Regions from separate parts of the Homo sapiens genome. Here region 2 is linked to region 1. The links are chromatin loops, found by intact Hi-C in ENCODE. Cell type or tissue: heart right ventricle. All regions are shown on one strand. Each heading gives the region's core, and the rest is flanking DNA. Links, peaks and the distances in the headings are about the cores only.

Region 1 (9,079 bases), core at 2,372-4,871:
GCCTGGGCACTGTCACAATTTGGCCAGGTGTGTCACAATTTGGCCAGGTGTGTCACAATTTGGGGCAGCGCTGATATGCCAGCCCCCTGCCACCTCAGCCCCCTCCGGACTTTGGGTGCTGACGAGCATCAGTGGGAGGCTGAGGCAGGGGTGGGCTGAGGGTGGGTTGGTGTGGGCCTGCAGGTGCCCCTTGACACCAACAGCCTGGGCACCGTGTACATGACTGATGGCAGCAGGAGGCAGACAGGCTCCTGGGCAAAAAGGGGCAGGTCCCTGCTGAAGCCCCACCTTCAAGCCAGGAATGGCCTAAAGCATGGGGGCCAAGCTGTCAGTTCTGAGTGGAGTCCACAGACCAGAGTAAGAACTTAGGATGCTTTTTCTGGGCCTGCCTGTGGCCGTCCATGGACCAATCAGCATGCACTTCCTCCCTTTTGAGCTCATTAAAAATCCTGGATTCAGTTTGACTTGAACAGACATCGGATCAACCTGCCTGTGGATAGGAGCTACTCACTGCAGGTCTCCTCTCCACTGACGGCTAGACACTTATTGGCATGACCTGCCTGAGGAAAGGAGCTACCCATTGACAGACAGACATTGGGATGACCTGTCTGGGGAAAGGAGCTACCCTCTATGGGTCTCCTCTCTGCTCTGAGCTGGACAGACGTCAGGATGACCTGCCTACAGAAAGGAGCTACCCATTGACAGACAGACATTGGGATGACCTGTCTGGGGAAAGGAGCTACCCACTGTGGGTCTCCTCTCTGATCTGAGCTGGACAGACAGACATCAGGATGACCTGCCTACAGAAAGGAGCTATCCAGTCTGGGTCTCCTGAGAGCTGTTCTGTTGCTCAATGAAGCTTCTCTCCAACTTCTCACCCACCAGTTGTCCATGTACCTCATTCTTCTTGGATGTGGGACAAGAACTTGTGACTGGCCGAATGGTGGGACTAAAAGAGCTGTAACATAAACAGGGCTGAAACATGCCCCTCCACTCACCACACTGTGGGGGACAAGAAGGAAAGAAGAGCTGTGACCCTTAGGGCAGCCCAGACCTAGGGTTCTCCTGGCCAGGGCTGTGACACCATCTTTGGGACTCTGCAGTTCCTGGTGTCTCCAAGCTTCCGGGTACCATCACATTCCCCTCATCCAGACGCAAGTGCCTGCAGTGGATGCTGCATGCAGTGTATCTGGTCCAGCTGCAGCCTTGCACAGAGCAAGCACCTGTGCCAGTACCTGGAGCTGCCTGCCCTGCTGCAGCAACCAGCGCACCTGGCTGTGCACAGTGGCTGGACCTTGCACTCACTTGCTCACACACCCCTCACCATTCTGTGCCTGGCTTGCCCTTGGCAGGTGTGGGATCTGGGCCAGTAACGTGAGCTGAGCGCAGCCTGCCAGGGGAAGTGGGCAGGATGAGCCCAGTGGGCATGAGCAATACTCAGGCAGAAGGCACCACCAGCCACAAAGGTTTCTGACTGGCGAAGTGACACCCTAAGGATCCTGTGACAATACTATTTCTGCATCAACTGAGATGATTGTGGGACAAGAACTTGGGACCTGCTGAATGAAGTTTGGGACCCCCAACTTCATTCTGTTAATGTAGTGTATGACACTGACTGAATTTCATGTATGGAACCATCCTTGCCTTCTGGGAATAAATCCCCCACTTGTTGATGATGTATAATCCTTTTACTTTTTTAAATTTAATTTTTATTTAGTATTATTATTATTTTTGAGACAGAGTCTCGCTCTGTCTTCCAGGCTGGAGTACAGTGGCACGATCTCAGGTCACTGCAACCTCCGCCTCCCGGGGTCAAGTGATTCTCCTGCCTCAGCCTCCCGAGTAGTTGGGATTGCAGGTGCGTGCCCCCATGCCTGGTTAATTTTCGTATTTTTAGTAGTGACAGGTTTCACCATGTTGGCCAGGCTGGTCTCGAACTCCTGACCTCAAGTAATCTGCCTCCCTTAGCCTCCCAAAGTGCTGGGATTACAGGTGTGAGTCACTGTGCGCAGCCAGTATAACCCTTTTAATATACTGCTGAATTTAGTTTGCTAGTATTTTGTTGAGGACTTTTGCATCAATATTTATAAGAAATATTAGTCTATGGTTATCTTTTTCTGCTGTGTCTTTGTCTGGCTTTGGTATCAGGAATGCTGGCCTCATCTCATAATGAGTTAGGAAGTGTTCCCACCTCTTGAAATTTCTAGAAGTTTAAGAAGGATTGATGTCAATTCTTTAAATGTTTGGTAGAATTCACCACTGAAGCCATGTGGTCCAGGTTGGAGATTTTAGACCATTGGTTCAATCTCCTTACTAGCTATAGATCTATTAAGATTTTCTATTTCTTCATGATTCAGTCTTGGTAGGCTGTTTCTAATATCTTTTCATTTCATCTAGGTTATCCAATTGGTTTGCATACAATTGTTCGTAGCACTATTTTATAATCCTTTTCATTTCTGTATTTATTGGATCATTTTTCTTCCAACCAGTACATCTCATATTATTAAAGGACAGTCGTCTGCAGCCATGACTTACTGAGGGTTCCCTTGTGCTGCACCATGGGCTGTCGCCTGCTGCCATGCGTCCACGTGTGCAAGGCCACACCACGCCCGAACCCTGCTGGGCTTATGCTCTCAGCTACACTCTCCTTTCCACACACACACAGAGGACCCCAGGAATGATCAGATGTGGGGACTGGAAACAACCAGGGAGAGCACTGAACACAGTGTTTTCCACCATGTGCTTTGCAGCCTCTTAGAGAGCTGGAAAATCCATTTAAGTGGGTCACAGCCAGCATTCCAAAAACTGAAACAGAACAGAAATGATCTGAGCACACTGTAAGTATTGTTTTGTAAAACCTCTGCCTTAATTGCATTATAGGAGGCTTTTGTGTTGTGATATAAAATGTATTTCTTACTGTTCTTCATGGCAAGATACAGATTGAAGGCCTCCGAATGAAGCCAGTTATCCCTCATTTTAGATGGGGGGAAACTGAGGACAGAGGGCATATTCCTCTCTAGGCACCTCGGTCAGTCTGCGGTAAAGCAAGACTACTGCTGGGTATTCTGATTCTACCCAAGGGCTAACCTCCCAGTGAATGAATGTATTTTATGGCCTCAAATAGTTGGAAATCTATTTTTCCCCTGTTCCACAGTGAGAATTTCAAAGAAGAGGTGAAATTGATCTTTGGATATTCAGCAACACCTTTGCCTTCTGATAAAATCAATTTTCCCTGTTTTCTCCCTTTTTTCATGCAGCCTCTCCACCATCCTGATATTTTATCACTACCGTCCTTTCCACTCTAGATGGCAGTCACAGCCTGGATGTGAGGCCAGTACCCCTGGCTGTCAGAGACTGCACCTCCCCCTTTCTTCCTCCTGGGGAATCCATCATCAGACTTCTCAGATTCAAGATCCCCCAACTCTGCTCAATCTAGGGCACGTCCCTTAAGAGAAAAGACAAATCATCTAGGAAGGTCTGCTGGAAGAAAAGGAAGGGAATCCTTTCTATTTCTGGGACAATGCAATGGGCTAGCGGGGAAAAGCAATATGAGGTGCCTCTCCCAGCTTGGTGCTGGGGTTAGTGAGCAATCGGACTTCAAGAGGAATCAGCCTGGGAATGAGAAAGTTCCAGGCAGCAGGAAAATGTGGAACCACACAAGATCCAGGCAGGCATCATCCTGATTTCAGCACCAGTTGCCTCGTCTCACATGTGAGAAGAAGTCAGAGCTCAGAGGGGATTTTCTGTGACCTTCACCCAAGGTCACAGAGCTGCTGGGGCTTTGCCAAGAGCCAGACCCCAGCCTGGTGAGCCTCCCCAACAGGGGCCACCCAGAGTTATGATCATTAAGATAATTTTTAATCTTCTTCTCTTTTTTTTTTTCAGAACAAACCACACCAACTTTCAAGGACTAAGCAAAAAATAAACCAACAGATTTTACTATTAGATTATTAATGCTAATACCTTATATATTTAAAAGATTACTATAAATTTGTTGATAAAAATGTTCATACATTTTATTTAAAATTATTATTTTAGCCACCATAGAAACCATGTTCAAATGAATTACTCTGGGAGTCTATAGATGCCCAGAACATTACTGCCTTTAGCATCAGTTTACATGATCAGAGGATGTTTTGTAATTGCAAAGGTAATACATGAATACATTCTTACCATAAAAGTTTTACTGCACAGATCAGTGTTCCTTTGTCCTTACTTCCTTCCCAGGCACAGCTGTCAGTTTGCTGTGGGTCCTTCCTGACCTTTCTCTACAGATCAGTTTGTAACTCGGACGTCAGTCTCACTAATTGAGTCGTGCTTGCCTTTGCACCAAAATTGTATCATTTGGTTTGATCACCCATATAATGAACAAGACTTAACTCTAAATGGATTTTGGCTGGTACCAAAAATCAAATCTATCCCCAAGAGCAAAACTATTTGCTCTTTGCAAAGGAAGATTTGCCATTGTGGAGAAGCTTTTAAAAAATTTCCCTTGATTAAAAAAACAAACAAACAAATAAAAACAACCCAGTCAGGTGCAGTGGCTCAGGCCTGTAATCCTAGCACTTTGGGAGGCTGAAGTGGGAAGATCGTTTGAGGCAAGGAGTTCAAGACCAGCCTGGGCAACACAGTGAGATCTTGTCTCTACAAAAAATTTAAAAATTAGCCAGGCATGGTTGCGCGTGCCTATAGTCACAGCTACGCAGGAGGCTGAGGCAGGGGGATCAGTTGAGCCTAAATGTTCGAGGCTGCAGTGAGTTATGATCATGCCACTATACTCCAGCCTGCGCAACAAAGTGAGATCTTGTCACTTAAAAATAACCCCAAAACCTGAAGGTAATTCCCAAACATTCTGAGCAGTGCCAACATCAGTAGAAGGACTATTTGAGACACTGTCACTTTAAAGATAAGCATTGACTCTTCCAAAGCTCTGCCCACTGTGGTTCAGGTGGGAATCTGCGTGCAGCTGGGGTCCAGCATCCTTATGCAGTTTCTGCCGGGCCGCTTGGCCTCCTGTTTCCCTTAATTGAAGGGAGATGTTCTCATTTTGAGGTGATGTGAAATTGTCTATCCTCTAATGCTTCAATTAGACATAGCAAAGGGCAAAACCTTTCAAATGACCACCTGGGCAGCCTGATAATTGGAAGTCCTTGCTCACTCAGACAGACATGCTGCGGCCAACCCGCCGGACCCTAAGCTCTTGGAAATGCAGTTTCCGTGAAATGCAGTAACGGAGAGCTGTCACTGGACAACCGACAAACACACACATCTGGTCTGTGGTGCAGCAGGGTCTGCCTTGCCTGCAGGGAAACGGTCCCCTGCGGTTCATCCCCACAATGATGCCAGAGGAAGCCTGTGGCTCTTTTCTTTAGTCTGGAGTGTCAGAGGCAGACCGAGTACAACTGCATCAGTAAGCCCTTTAGTCCACTCCTTCAAGCCTTACTGAAAATCATTCCTTTCCATCGTTTTCCACATGCTTTTCTAAACGTATGAGGTGGGCAGGAGTGAGAGCAGCAGGGCACAGCGAGCCAGCGCTCCAGCCGCAGTGGGAATGAACAGTGTGGCGCTGAAACCCCTGCTCCCTGTGCCCTCCGAGGGATCCCAGGACACTGCCTGTGGGTTTCTCAAACACCCCTGAGCCTGGGGCCCACCTCAGAGCCTCTATCTGCAGGGGAGGGTAGAGGGACACTGCCCAGGTAGAGAAAGGCACTCGTCACATATGGCACACCCAGAGGTCCCCTCACTGTGAGTTCTGAGCCCCAGCACAGCGGGCTCCTGGCTGTCAGACACCTGCCCAGGACCGTCTGCCCTCTGGCCACCGCTGCTCCCAAGGCCAGCAGAGAGGCTGCTGGTGCAGGGCCGAGCCTCAGAGAGCGGGGAGCCCATGGCCACCTCTGTCCCTCTGGCTATAAGCTTTAGTCACAGAGGAGGGCCTTGCCTGGGGAGATGACTGGACAGCAGTGGCCACGAGTGACCATGTCAGGCTGGGCACAGGACACGCACAGCACTGTTGACCCAGACACGTGTCTCAACTCCTAACCAGGCAGGAACAGTATTTACTTCCACAAGGACCTTCTCACCCATTTTTCTGGGAACCAGTGGCCCTCTCAGTCTATCTTGGTCTTCAGCCTTGCAATAGAAGCCTGAGTGCAGAAGAAAATTTTCTCTGAAAAACAACCCCCACGTGCAAACCCACAGATGGCAATGCTGCTGCCCGGCACTGAAGGGTCCCCAGCGAGAGACAGGTGACAGCCCGGGCAGCACAGGCCCACTCCATGGCAGCCACCTCACAGCCCCAGCCTCAGGGTGTGGCCCCATAGGCTGCTTTTTCAAGAGAAGATGGAAACTCCAATTTTCATGTGAAATCTCACAATTTTTATTTTTTATTTTTTTATTTTTGAGATGGCGTCTCCCTCTGTCGGCCAGGCTGGAGTGCAATGGCGTGATCTCAGCTCACTGCAACCTCTGCCTCCAGATTCTCTTGCTTCAGCCTCCCAAGTAGCTGGGATTACAGGCACGTGCCACCACACCTGGCTAACTTTTGTATTTTTGAGTAGAGACAAGGTTTCACCATGTTGGCTGGGCTGGTCTCAAACTCCTGACCTCAAGTGATCTGCCCACCTCGGCCTCCCAAAGTGCTGAGATTATAGGCGTGAGCCACCGCACCCAGCCCCAATTTTTAAAAGCTAGATCAACTTAGGTTCGAACACCCTGTGGGGCAAACCAGGTACACAGCCATGCTCTAGGCTAACTCTGTGGCTTCTGCAGAGAGGGACTTGTGGGGAGAGCTCACCCCATGTCAGGGCACTGTGGATCTGAGGAGCATGAGTTTCTGCATCAAGAGGGCTGACAGCCACCAAGTGCTTGTCCTCCTCCGCAACAGCCAGGGCCCCTCCCAGTGTCAACCCCAGGGAGCTGGAGGAGCCCAGCTGTGCTGGGTGGGGCCTGGCTGCTCCTCCTGGCTATGAAGAATGGGCACCTGGATTTTCACAATCGATTTAATCCCTGTAGGAGTTGATAATGAAGAGATGTGTGATGTGATTCCTTTTGTTAATTTTTTAAATTGAAATTGCTGTTTCTATAGGTCAAAATGGCTGAATGTTAACAATTTCATATGCTTCAATCTGGGTAAAGGTCCCTGTCCCTCTCCTGCCTCTCCCTCCATCCGCTGATGGCCAGACCCTTCTGCCTGCATGCCATCCCCTACCCCTGGGCTGTCCACACAGGCCAGGCTGGACCCTCTGGGCCAGGCTGCTGGCAGTCAGAAAAGGTCACCTGGGCTCCCTCAGCTCCAGCAAGAAATGTTCCAGCAACTTGTTCAAATAGCTCTCCGGGCTGTGTCTAGAATATTCATGCCCCTTTACTGCTTTCCCATTACTGAATGGTCTAAGATAATGAAAAGAAATCTAGACAGTCTCAATGCTCAGAAGTCACACAAACCAGGCTCCAAAGAAACCAAGCTCAGGCTACCTCAGCAAGAATGCACAAGGATGCAGATCCGGACCCGCCGCTGCTATCTGCTATGATGTAAGCATTTGCTTTGTCTGTGATGTAATTCACACCTGAGTTGCTAGTTTTCATTTTCATCCAGAAATCACTACTTCCACCACATTCAGGCCCAGTAACATCCATTCCTTGGGCCCCCCTGGGACACACAGTGTCTACCGCATGGCGACAAAGGTTGACTGGCTTTGGGACACCCATCACGTTCATGCAGCATGCACTGTCCCAGGCCAAGGGACATGGGAGGAAGGTGCCAGTGTCAGGAGGATGCTGGTAGAGGGGAGGAGGTTGCTGGTGGAGGGAGGAGGGCTCTGGTGGGGGGAGGAGGGCTCTGGCGGGGGGAGGAGGGCGCCGGCTGAGGGGAGGAGGGTGCTGGCGGGGGGAGGAGGGTGGTGGCAGGGGGAGGAGGGCTCTGGTGGGGGGAGGAGGGTGCTGGCAGGGGGAGGAGGCCTCTGGCGGGGGGAGGAGGGCGCCGGCTGCGGCTCCTCACCTGCACCTGCACAGGAGCACACCCTATGGGACAGGGACCAGAACTGGCTGAGCTGGGCACTCCCTCAGGAAGGGGCCAGAGAAGGCAGCGGGGCAGTCACCACTTCTCAGAACGGGACTCTCCGCAAGAAGCAGAGAAGCCAGGGCCACAGTGATGCTGTCTGGTTAAGCTTGGTCTGGCCCTTCCTTGTGGTCAAAGTGGAAAACCTGTAGAGGAGGCGAGGGGCCGCTCATAGCAGGGCGGGAAGCTTCCTCAGCCAAGTAAGGCTGCTGGCCTGCTCATCCTCCTCCTCCAAACCAAAACTCACTCCCATCCTATTGCCCCAAGCTATGTTTCCACCTCCACTCTCCAGGCTTCCAGCAGAAAGACGTAACAGTAAGTTTAATCAGAGTGTGAAGCCTAATCACCTAGAAGTTGGTTAATTCAATGCCCAGCACTTCTCACACCAGGTTTAAATAGAACATCATTTTCTAATGTGCTCATGGAGCCCTGGGGTGGGTCTCTACAAACAGGCCCTCACAGGAGGCTCCCCAACAATGCACAGGCTCCTAATGAGGCTGCGCTCCACAGAGGGGACAGGAGGAGCATCCAACCCCAGCTGCTGACTGGAGGGTGCTGAGCCGCCGCCAGGGCCTGGACTCCCAGGGCCTCGGGTGCTGCAGGAGAAAGGCCTCGGACATTGGTGCTGAGAAAGGAAGAGGTGCTTAGGGGCTTGCAGGGGCCCTGATAACTGGAAAGAAGCCATGAGGATGGCAGCATCTGCCCAGACACACTCATCCTCCCCAGCCGCCTTGCCCTGGAGCACAGGCCTGCACAGCAGCACAGGGAGCCCAGGAGACAGAGGACTGCCAGGCTCTGCCAGGGGGCACAGGGCCCTCCCTGCCATGCTGACCAGCCAGCCGTGCCTTCCCAGCCCCTTCCAAGCCCCTTGGGAGGGGGCTTCCTGACACAGGTGGTCACCTAGGGATGGGGAAGGCGGGGAACTTGGAACTGCCCTCGCCAACTGCACATGGGCCAGGCCAGGCATGGGGACGGAGGAGACACAGGTCCTCATACCTGCCCCAAACACCTCCTACAGCTCCCACG
Region 2 (9,079 bases), core at 2,861-5,360, 190 kb after region 1:
TGAAAATTACTATCATTGTTGCAATTCTCAAAATAGCACCGCCAGACTTTCATTAACATCCACGCTAGACTACTAAATATTTAAAGAAGTGGATAAATTTCATCTGAAGTGGGACAGCCCCGCACACATGAAAGCAGTAACAGAATCAAAATGTAAATCTAAGAGGTTGTTTTTATCCAAGTAAATTTAGTGTCACAGCAGGAGGAAATGATGCCTAAGGTTTATTAAAACTTACCCTCCCATTTGTTCTCCGCCTTTGTTTATTTGAAAAGGCAGAATTACCATTTAAGACCCTACACGATTTTAATTGATCAGAAAACCGTCTTGGAGAAACAAAGGCAGCCAACACAAGGGGCGGGACTGGGAGGGGAGGGTGTGAGGCTGCCAGCGCCTCCCTGGGGCTCATCCCACAGAACCGTTCAGGCAGAAGCGTGTTGCCAGTGACAGCCCCTGCAACTTGATCCCGTGGCGAACCCAGAGAGAGGCATATTGCCCTCCACATCTTGTTTTAAATACCACCTTGGGTCACTGTCACAGTCAGTAATTGCTTTGCCATAGATTCTTTAAGTCAAAAAAAAGGGGGGGCGGGCGGGGAGCCCTGTCCAAAGCACACAGGCTGCTCTGCACAACAGCCTGATTCATTGAACATGGCCTTGATGGAGGCCAGCCAGAATTAAGTCTGTGGAAACCCAGAGCCCCTCACCCCAGCCTCGCTCCAAGGTAACACCACAACCTGGAAGACCCCTGACCCACACCCCCTGCAGTCAGCAACGTCAACATGGGAAGTCCAATCTGCTGAATGCCAGAAGGCCCCCGAGGCAGGCCCCACCCCTCCCAGCACAGCTGGAGATGCTGAAGGAGCCAATGCGCTCAGACAAGAGTCAGAGGGAAACTGGGGATCAGAGGCTAAAAGCCCACATGTGGCTGAGGCGGGCTCTTGGCGCCCGCAGCAGGTGAAGCGGGGATGGTGATGGCAGAAACAGAGCCGCCCCCATGCTGAAGCCACGCTGCCTCTCGCCTCCCCAGGGCAGCTGTCATCATCTCCATCCTCCTGACAAGACAGTGAGTCAGAGAGGAGAGCTGGCTTCTGGGTCATACGAGTACTACCTGGACAGGACACAATCGAAGAAGGGATAGCTTATCAGTTTGTAGAGGAAATCCCAAGGAATCAACAGAATCAATGATCCCTGACACACAGGGGCTCTTAGGTTAATTTTTCATAATCTGTTTGAAAATCCAGCATGAAACCAAAAATCGTCAACTATGTATCAATTGAAAACAATCATCCTCTGTGGCCCTTCTGAACAGAAGACGGTTGGTTTGATCCCCACCACCCAAGCCCTTCAAGCCTTTTAAGAACTGATGAGTAAATCCCTATCTTACTGGAAAAATACCATGGGAGGGGAAAATAGCACCTCCAAAGACAAACAAAACCATGGCCTGAGTTCAACACCCCAGCAGCGGCACGCCTTGGCTGTGTGACTCTGAGTAAATCACCCCACCGCCCTGAGCGCTGCATTCTTATGACCTTTCTAGGGTGCTTTTGAGAGATGAATGAGATGATGCATGTAAACAGTGAGCACTCGGCAAACAGCAGCTCCCTTCCTACCTAATTCCAATCCCCAGGAAGCAGTGGACCCTCCAATAGATGATGCTTACTGAGCATGTACTGTGGGCCAGGTATTACTCTAATTGCCTGTCCTGCACTATTTCAGTAAATCCTCAGAACAACCCTTTGAAAGAGATACCAATATTATCCTCATTTTATAAATGAGAAAATCGAGGTACACAGAGGCTGAACAACTTGCCTAAAGCCACAGGCAGTGAGTGGTGGTGACTCCAGGTGACACACTCATGCACACATGCACCACACAGCCTCACCCTCACACACAGACACACACACTCATGCACATATGCACCAGAGACTCAACCTCACACACACACACACCCACACATGCACACACCCACACACATACATGCACCTACACATTCTCACACACACATGCATCACACACCCTCACCTACACACATACATGCACACACACGCAAACACACTCATGCACAAATGCATCAGACTCTCTCACACACACACGCACACACACTCATGAATACATGTACCATAGACCCTCACGCATACACACACACATGCACAAACACACACATAGACATGTACACAGATGCACTCTTATACACACACGTGCACATTCATGCACAAACGCACCACAGACTCACCCTCACACACATGGACATATTCATACACCTGCATACACACTCCACCCATGGCACACCCACGCATGCATGCACACACCACATGGAGTCACATGCATGCACACACCAGACTCACACACACTCTCTGACACCCACACACTTGTGCACACAACTACACATTCTCACACATACTTGTGCACAAATACCACACACAGTCCCACACACTCTGGCATACTCACATCTCATGCATACACACACAGACTCACACCTGCTCACACACTTACATGTCTTTAGGGCCGGCCAGAAGCACTCCACATTTCCTCTGTGCTTGGCAGGACTGGTCCTTCCTACACAGCAGATGGATATTTAGAGGCCAAAGGTCTGTCCCTCCAGGGCTGCAGCACTGGGAAGCCCTGACTGGTCACACGCACAGTAAAAGCCTATCACACTGCTGGTCCCAGAATAAATGCTTACCAGAGTAGGCTTCTACTTTGGTTGGTTTGGGTGTTTATGGCAGTCTAAACACACATGGGAAGGACAGGCAGTTTGTGGGCACCAGCCTTATGTAGTCTTTTCCTTTGTCTTCTCATGCAGGCTGCCAGCATCACGTGGATATTTTCAATCCCTGCTTCCACTTGCAAGGTACTAGGCCTTGCAAGCAAAAGCCTTTTTCATCCTCTGGTCAGGCTTGAGTTTTCTAAAATAATAATATTCATCCCTACACTCAGCAAATATTTACAGGGCCATGCCCCATATGCTACATGCGCCAGGCACCGTGGCAGGCACCAAGTCTACCACAGAGCCTCATGGGCACTGTTCACCTGGCAGCCATGCTCATAGGATGCTGGGAGGCAGCAGAGAAAGGATCAACAGTCTCCAGTCAACACTCTGAGTGTCCACTATGTGCAGCTGACCTTTGAACAATTTGGGGGTTGGGGCTGTGATCTCCGTGTGGTGGAAAATTTGTGTATAACTTTCAACTCCCCGAAAACTTAACTACTAATAGCCTACTGTTGACTGAAAGCCTTACCTATAACATAAGAAGTCGATTAACACACATTTTGTATGTCATATTTATGATATATTGCATTCTTACAATAAAGCAAGCTAGAGAAAAGAAAATGTTAAGAAAGATCATAAGGAAGAGAAGGGGAGAGGGCTTAGCCCCTGCACGCCTGGAGTTTAACCTGGAGTTAAACAGGTCATTGACAATCCCCAAATTCCAGATGCGACCTGGGAGTTGGCTATCCAAGTGTAGCAGAGGGGGTTCCTAAAAATGTTAAGTGTATACATCAAACATATTTCAATTCATCAGTTCATCATAACACACAGAGGAAATCTCAGTGGTCACCTGTGCAGAGTGACAGGGAACCCCCATCCTTAAGTTAATAAATCCTATATGATATACACTTCAGGGTAATCAAATCGTTGATGGGGAATTTCTCTTTATAGATGTATCCCCACTAATTACTTGAGAAAAAAGGACAGAATTTGGTTGACTGTTTTGCAACCCCAAATGCCTGACGGTATCACACAAGAAACCAGCAGACACAATGTGCTCCTGATGGAAGAGCTGTACCGAGGCGGTAGTTTCACACACACAGCGTTCACACCTGAGTCTCCCCAGACCTCTGCATTACCTACCACGTGGCAGGAATGGTGTGGGACAGAGAAGCACGTTCAGTGACTCCACAGGAAAGCAGCCAGCAAAATCCAGAGTACGGAAACTGCAGAACAAGCAAGCCAGACCCCTCCACCCAAAGTCACAAAAGGGAGAAGGGGGAGGAGGAGGAGGAGACGACGACGACGACGACAGGAAGAGGGAGGGAGGGGAAATAGATATGGAGGGATAACCTACAGAATCAGAGATCCTTCAAGAGCAAAGCGATCTACGATGCCTGGGGCTTCTTTGGATCCTGGTGCAAACAAATGATAAACAGAACAAACCGAAACACATGTTTATAACACAACTGGAGAAATATGAACTCGAAAAGGACATTTGGTGACTATTCTCTAATATAGAGAATTATGGTTAAGGTTTACTGCAATAATTATAGGGAAAAAATAGAAGCGTCTGGCATTTGCAAGCCCAGGTTATGCACAGGTTACCTATGTGGCTATGTGGTTATGAGCCTGATCCCCAAGTCCTCAATAAACAAAATGCTTGGGAGGTGGGAAGTTGCTGCCTTAAGGGAAGGAGGGCAGTCATAGCTTGGTGCCTACAGGTGACAAGTAGGATGCCAGTCTCTTTGGGAGAAAAAATGACGAAGGTGGGAAGAGCTGGTTTCGGAAGTAAAATAATCAGCTCAGATTTTAATAAGTTGGATTTTATTTTATTTGGTTGTTATTACCCTAAATGGCAATGGGAGGAAAAAGTTGCCTCCTGAAAAAGTCCTAAAGTCATAATCCTGGCATAACTGGGTGTACTTTATCAGCTCCAGTTCATTTAATTTGGGGTCAGTTTGATGAGGTCTCTATATAGAGAGAAGCAGCTTCCTCCCAACCCTCCAGTAGCAGGGGGAGCTGCTCCTCTCCCTGCTTTCCCCGAATCAGATTCTCTCAGTTAAGTGGAAATTCCACTGAAGCTCAAAGGGAAAGTTGTGGCTTCTTGTCGACGCTGACCTTACTCTTAAGGTCCAGTGGTGAGAATCCCTCAGCAGCGCTGGCTTCGGGGGTCTGTGCTCACCAAGGCTTTCGGAGGGCGTGGCACTTGCCAGGCTGCACAGACCACTCAATTATCGCTTCTGGACGGTCGAAGGAACGCTGCTGTCCCCCACTAAGATGTGGCCAAGGGGCTTTGGAAACACAGCACCACAGGACGTGCTTGGCTGGGCAGGAACAATGAGGTGGCAGGTCCACCAAGTGGGATGCCAGCCTCAGGCTCCCCGCAGCCGGCCGGCCAGCAGGTGGCCCGTCCTAGGACCAGGGCAGGAGGTGCAGCCTTATACATTGGCTTCTGTCTCTCTAGGCCCAACCCACTTTCTCAGCCGTGCCCCACGCGGGCCCCAGCCATGTCCTTCTGTCCCAAGACAGCGCCACCCTCATTGCCAACCTACGCTCATGCTCTTCTGGGCCCTGGCACTCTGTCCTCTCCTCTTGCCATCCAGCACACCTACTCCAGGAAGCCACTGTGACCACTAATCCAACCAGGATGAATCTCTCTATCCCCTGAACTACGAATGACTGGACCCGCTCGGCCCTCACTCCCTGGGCCCATTTTTAGTTATCTTTGTGCAGGTGTGAATTCGCCTCCCCACTCTCAGCACCTTGATAGCAGGGTCTATATTTTCCTTCATTCCTCGTTTCCACAAGGCCTAGTACAATGACCAGAGAAGGTACTTCATAAATAATTTTGTTTGTATAAGGAATAATTTGTATAATTATTTTATTTGTGTAAATAACAAATAATTGTGTTTGTGTAATTTGTATGTTTAGTGCTCGGGGTACAATATTTTGATAGAGCAGCCAGAGAAAAGATGTGACAAAACCTGGCAACTTAGGCTGACAGCATATTTCCTCTTCCACAGAAAGATGCAGCCAGGAAAACTCATTCCCCAGGAGATAATGGATGTCAGCCCAGACCTCCACGTCCATGCAAAACCCTTTGGTCTCTCAGCAGAATAAAGCAGCCTCGGTCCAACCATAACCTGACCATGGTGAGGAGAGGCAAAAGGCAGATGAAACCCACTATGCCTCAGCCTGGGCTCCAAACACATTTTTGTTTGAAGATAAAAGCTACTTAGAGCAACTTTCAGAGCTTCTGTGATTCTTAGTATTGCTGGCTTTACAAATAACAGTAACATTTTCTTGTTAACTTTAATTCATGCTGAAATTTAGCAAATATCAAATGGGAGATATGGCCAAGACATCTGAGCCATGGAGCATACTCAAAGCTAACGGCACGGCCAGGAAACTAAACTGATTCTAGCTCATCTGGAAATCCAGAAGGTCTCACCTCGCTTCAGCCTCAGTGCCCTCAGATCCGGAACACTGAGTATATCCCCCAGGTGGGAACAAGGTGACATAGATCACACAAGCCAATCCTGCTCCTAAGCAGGAAGAAGAATGAGGCATCGCCTTTCTGAAGCATGGCACTTCATAGACAAGAGTTCGTGGGATACTCTGATTCCGTCCAGGTGGAGAGGAAGGGGACCTTACCGTCAGAGCAGCACACCATGAAAGGCAGGCTGTCTGCCTGCTGTAGGAAACGGGCTGGTGAAGGATCCAATAAAAAGTGTCATCCACTAACACCCGAGGCTCTAAGGCTTGTTCACAGCTATTAACAGGAAGTGAAATATCCCTGTTCGCTGCCCAACAGAATACGGGGAAGAGAATATATAGCCATTCAATACGAGGCCACCCTCTGGCCTCCTCCCCTGGGAAGCCACACACCTGGCAGAGGTGAGCTGCAGCAGAAGACAGAGAAACCACCACCTGCCCCGGAGCTCCCAGCCACACAGAACAATCCAGAGGCAACCCGCGCCGTGAGCGTCTCCCCATGACCACTCGCCCAGCTCCCTCGGGCTCCTGCAGAGAACCTGAGGGGAACGTAGGGGGCAGCCACAGGCCAGGTGGCAGCCTTCCCCAGGGGACAGAATAGGGAGAATCATCCAGGATCACTGGGCAAGTGCACTTGTGGACACCCGTGAATTCCTGCTCCGTGTACACAATGGCTCTGACATTACAGATAAACCATACAAAGTCACAGCAGTGCACTCCCCAGGAAGGGCCACGTGGGGAGTGGAGATGGCAACTGCAACACGATGACATAGACTGTGTTTCCCATGGACGTTCTTTCCTTTAGATGCTTACACGGCAGGAAGTGTGCCTGTTCCACAGGGAGAGAAACCAAGCTGAAAGGAGCTGTCACTCCCCTAGGCCGAACCTTGAACCCAGATCAATCTGAAGCCACAGCCACAGTCCTGCCCTTTGTCATTCCGTCTCCTGGCTCTCCAGTCTTCTTAGAAGAGAGTATATTGTAAATAATATCCCATTTTAGCTATAAAGACAAAAGTTCTAGTCATATCTGAACAGTAGGGGGCCAAGAGTTTGCCAACAGGATCGTAAGACTCCTCTGTTAGGGCAAAGTTGAGCCACTGATGGATGTAACTGCTCCCTCGGCTTCTAGGCAGAATTAAAGTGCTCGCATTTTAAAAAATGAGTGGAAAAGCGATCTGGAGATAGGCCTCAAAAACCGGAAAGAATACTGACAAGAAAGGGAGCGAGGGAGGAGGGAAGGGTAGGAAGGAGGGTTGAAAACAAGGAAGCCCTCGGCAAAAGGGCCCTGAAGTAAAGGAGGAGCCCGCAGACCAGAAGAGGCCTGTGGAGCGCCCCAGAGCAGAGGCCGGGGCTCCAGAACTCTGAACCCAGTCAAGGCAGCACACAAGGTCCTGATATTCTCTACACAGCTTACCGTGGTGTGTCTGCTGTTAGTCAAGTCCAGAGAAAACAGAGTAAGATGCTGCTTGTACTCACCTCCTTCTAAGACCCCAAGCCTGGGTTGAGGTAATCTTGAGTGCTTAGCGCCTGGAATATGCTGCTCTAAGTGCTGGCTGTGGATTGTCCTGTGTGATACTCCAATAACCATTCTTATGTCCCCATTGTGGAGATGAGGGCACTGAGGCTCAGGAGATGAAAACATCATTGTTCCATCCATGTGGAAAGGCCAACAAGCAGGGTTCCTCAGGGCTCCCGACCCTCTGGCCTGCTGCCTGCTCATCCTCAGGGAGGTGCTCACCCAGCTCCCAGTCCCCCATCCTGACCTGCAGCCTTCCTCCCTCTTCCTGCACCCAGCCCTGGTTCCATGCACTAAGTAGCACACCCAGAGCAAGTGCCTCCGGGCCATCCTGGGCCTTGGGGGAGCAGGGGCCTGCAGGCCAGATGACTCCAGGTGAGAGGCAAGCTGTATTACACAGAGACTACCGCACAAAACACGGACCCAATGCCAGGCAAGCACGCGCCCAGCCTGAACCTCCAAGAACTGTCTTTGCAAAGTATAGAGATGGGACTCAAAGAGCGCTTGGTAGGAGAAAATGCAAATGGGAATACAATAGAAAAACTTGAGAAAAACTATTTGTACTATAAGACTCTTGAATTTAGCAAGCATAAATAGCAGGCTTAAAATTTGCTAGAGCACAGTCATTTTTATATTGGGGACATACGTAACTTGCCCCCCATATAAAAATACAGTAGGAATACAGAAAATAGTTTCTTTTTTTAAATCCCCTCCCATTTTCACATTTGCAGCACTGGTATTTATGTAGTCTAATTTCCATAACAAAAATTTTAAAATCTGTCTCAAATATAACTCCTCAAAATAATGTCAGTAAAACTGGGGAGAGAAGCTCAATGCATCATAAAATGATCTCAGTAAGAAGGCCGTGTGAGGAGGGTCGGCCCGGCCAACGCTCTTCCCAAGGTGTGCAACTGCAGAAAGATCCTCAGCCTCAACCCCCTTCACTTAGCCCAGAGAAACACAGAAAACAGTAAGCCACTTTTCCTAAGAGAAGTTCAGCGGGCTTTCAAAGCTGCCTTCTTTCTCTTTCCTTGTCACAAAAACCATGAGATCGAAAACCAACGAACTTCAAACTCTGACTCCACTTCTTCAAATTCAAGAAATGCTCAAAGCCTCAGCCTTGGGGATTCACACATGTCAAAACCTCACTCAAGCTGTTTCCATCCAGTATCTAATAGAAAAACACATGATCAGAACCTTCAAGGATCCCATGTAAATTTTTCTACTTTCATATTTCAGTTGCATGATTAATTATGTACCTTCCACATATCTTTCTTTGCTTATTTAAAATTACTTCTGAAGTAGTAATGTTGGTATGAAGAATACTAAATCAATACATGATTTCCTGGAATCCAG

What was found. Peaks named below come from ENCODE experiments on the same cell type or tissue, not always from the same donor. Only the 100,000 strongest peaks of a DNase experiment are listed, where the experiment ranks them.
Region 2: a loop joins it to region 1, with 2.6 times the contacts of the local background. A loop is called at or near these places in 3 of 110 quality-filtered maps.

Annotation. Positions count from the first base shown.
Region 1 is chr18:13,624,581-13,633,659 of GRCh38, reverse strand. The region is part of intron 5 of LDLRAD4 (low density lipoprotein receptor class A domain containing 4); the gene reads right to left. Among named protein-coding and RNA genes, the nearest start is that of MIR4526, 18 kb to the right of the region's middle. RefSeq lists an enhancer at 7,045-7,545. In heart right ventricle, for the core only: CTCF peaks have their summits at 3,112 and 3,312 (motif pointing right); DNase peaks (open chromatin) are centred at 3,339 and 3,679; H3K27ac peaks cover 1,185 bases.
Region 2 is chr18:13,438,636-13,447,714 of GRCh38, reverse strand. All of the region lies in intron 4 of LDLRAD4 (low density lipoprotein receptor class A domain containing 4), which reads right to left. Among named protein-coding and RNA genes, the nearest start is that of LDLRAD4-AS1, 16 kb to the right of the region's middle. RefSeq lists enhancers at 1-687, 688-1,391. In heart right ventricle, for the core only: no CTCF peak of the experiment used is centred there; a DNase peak (open chromatin) is centred at 3,924.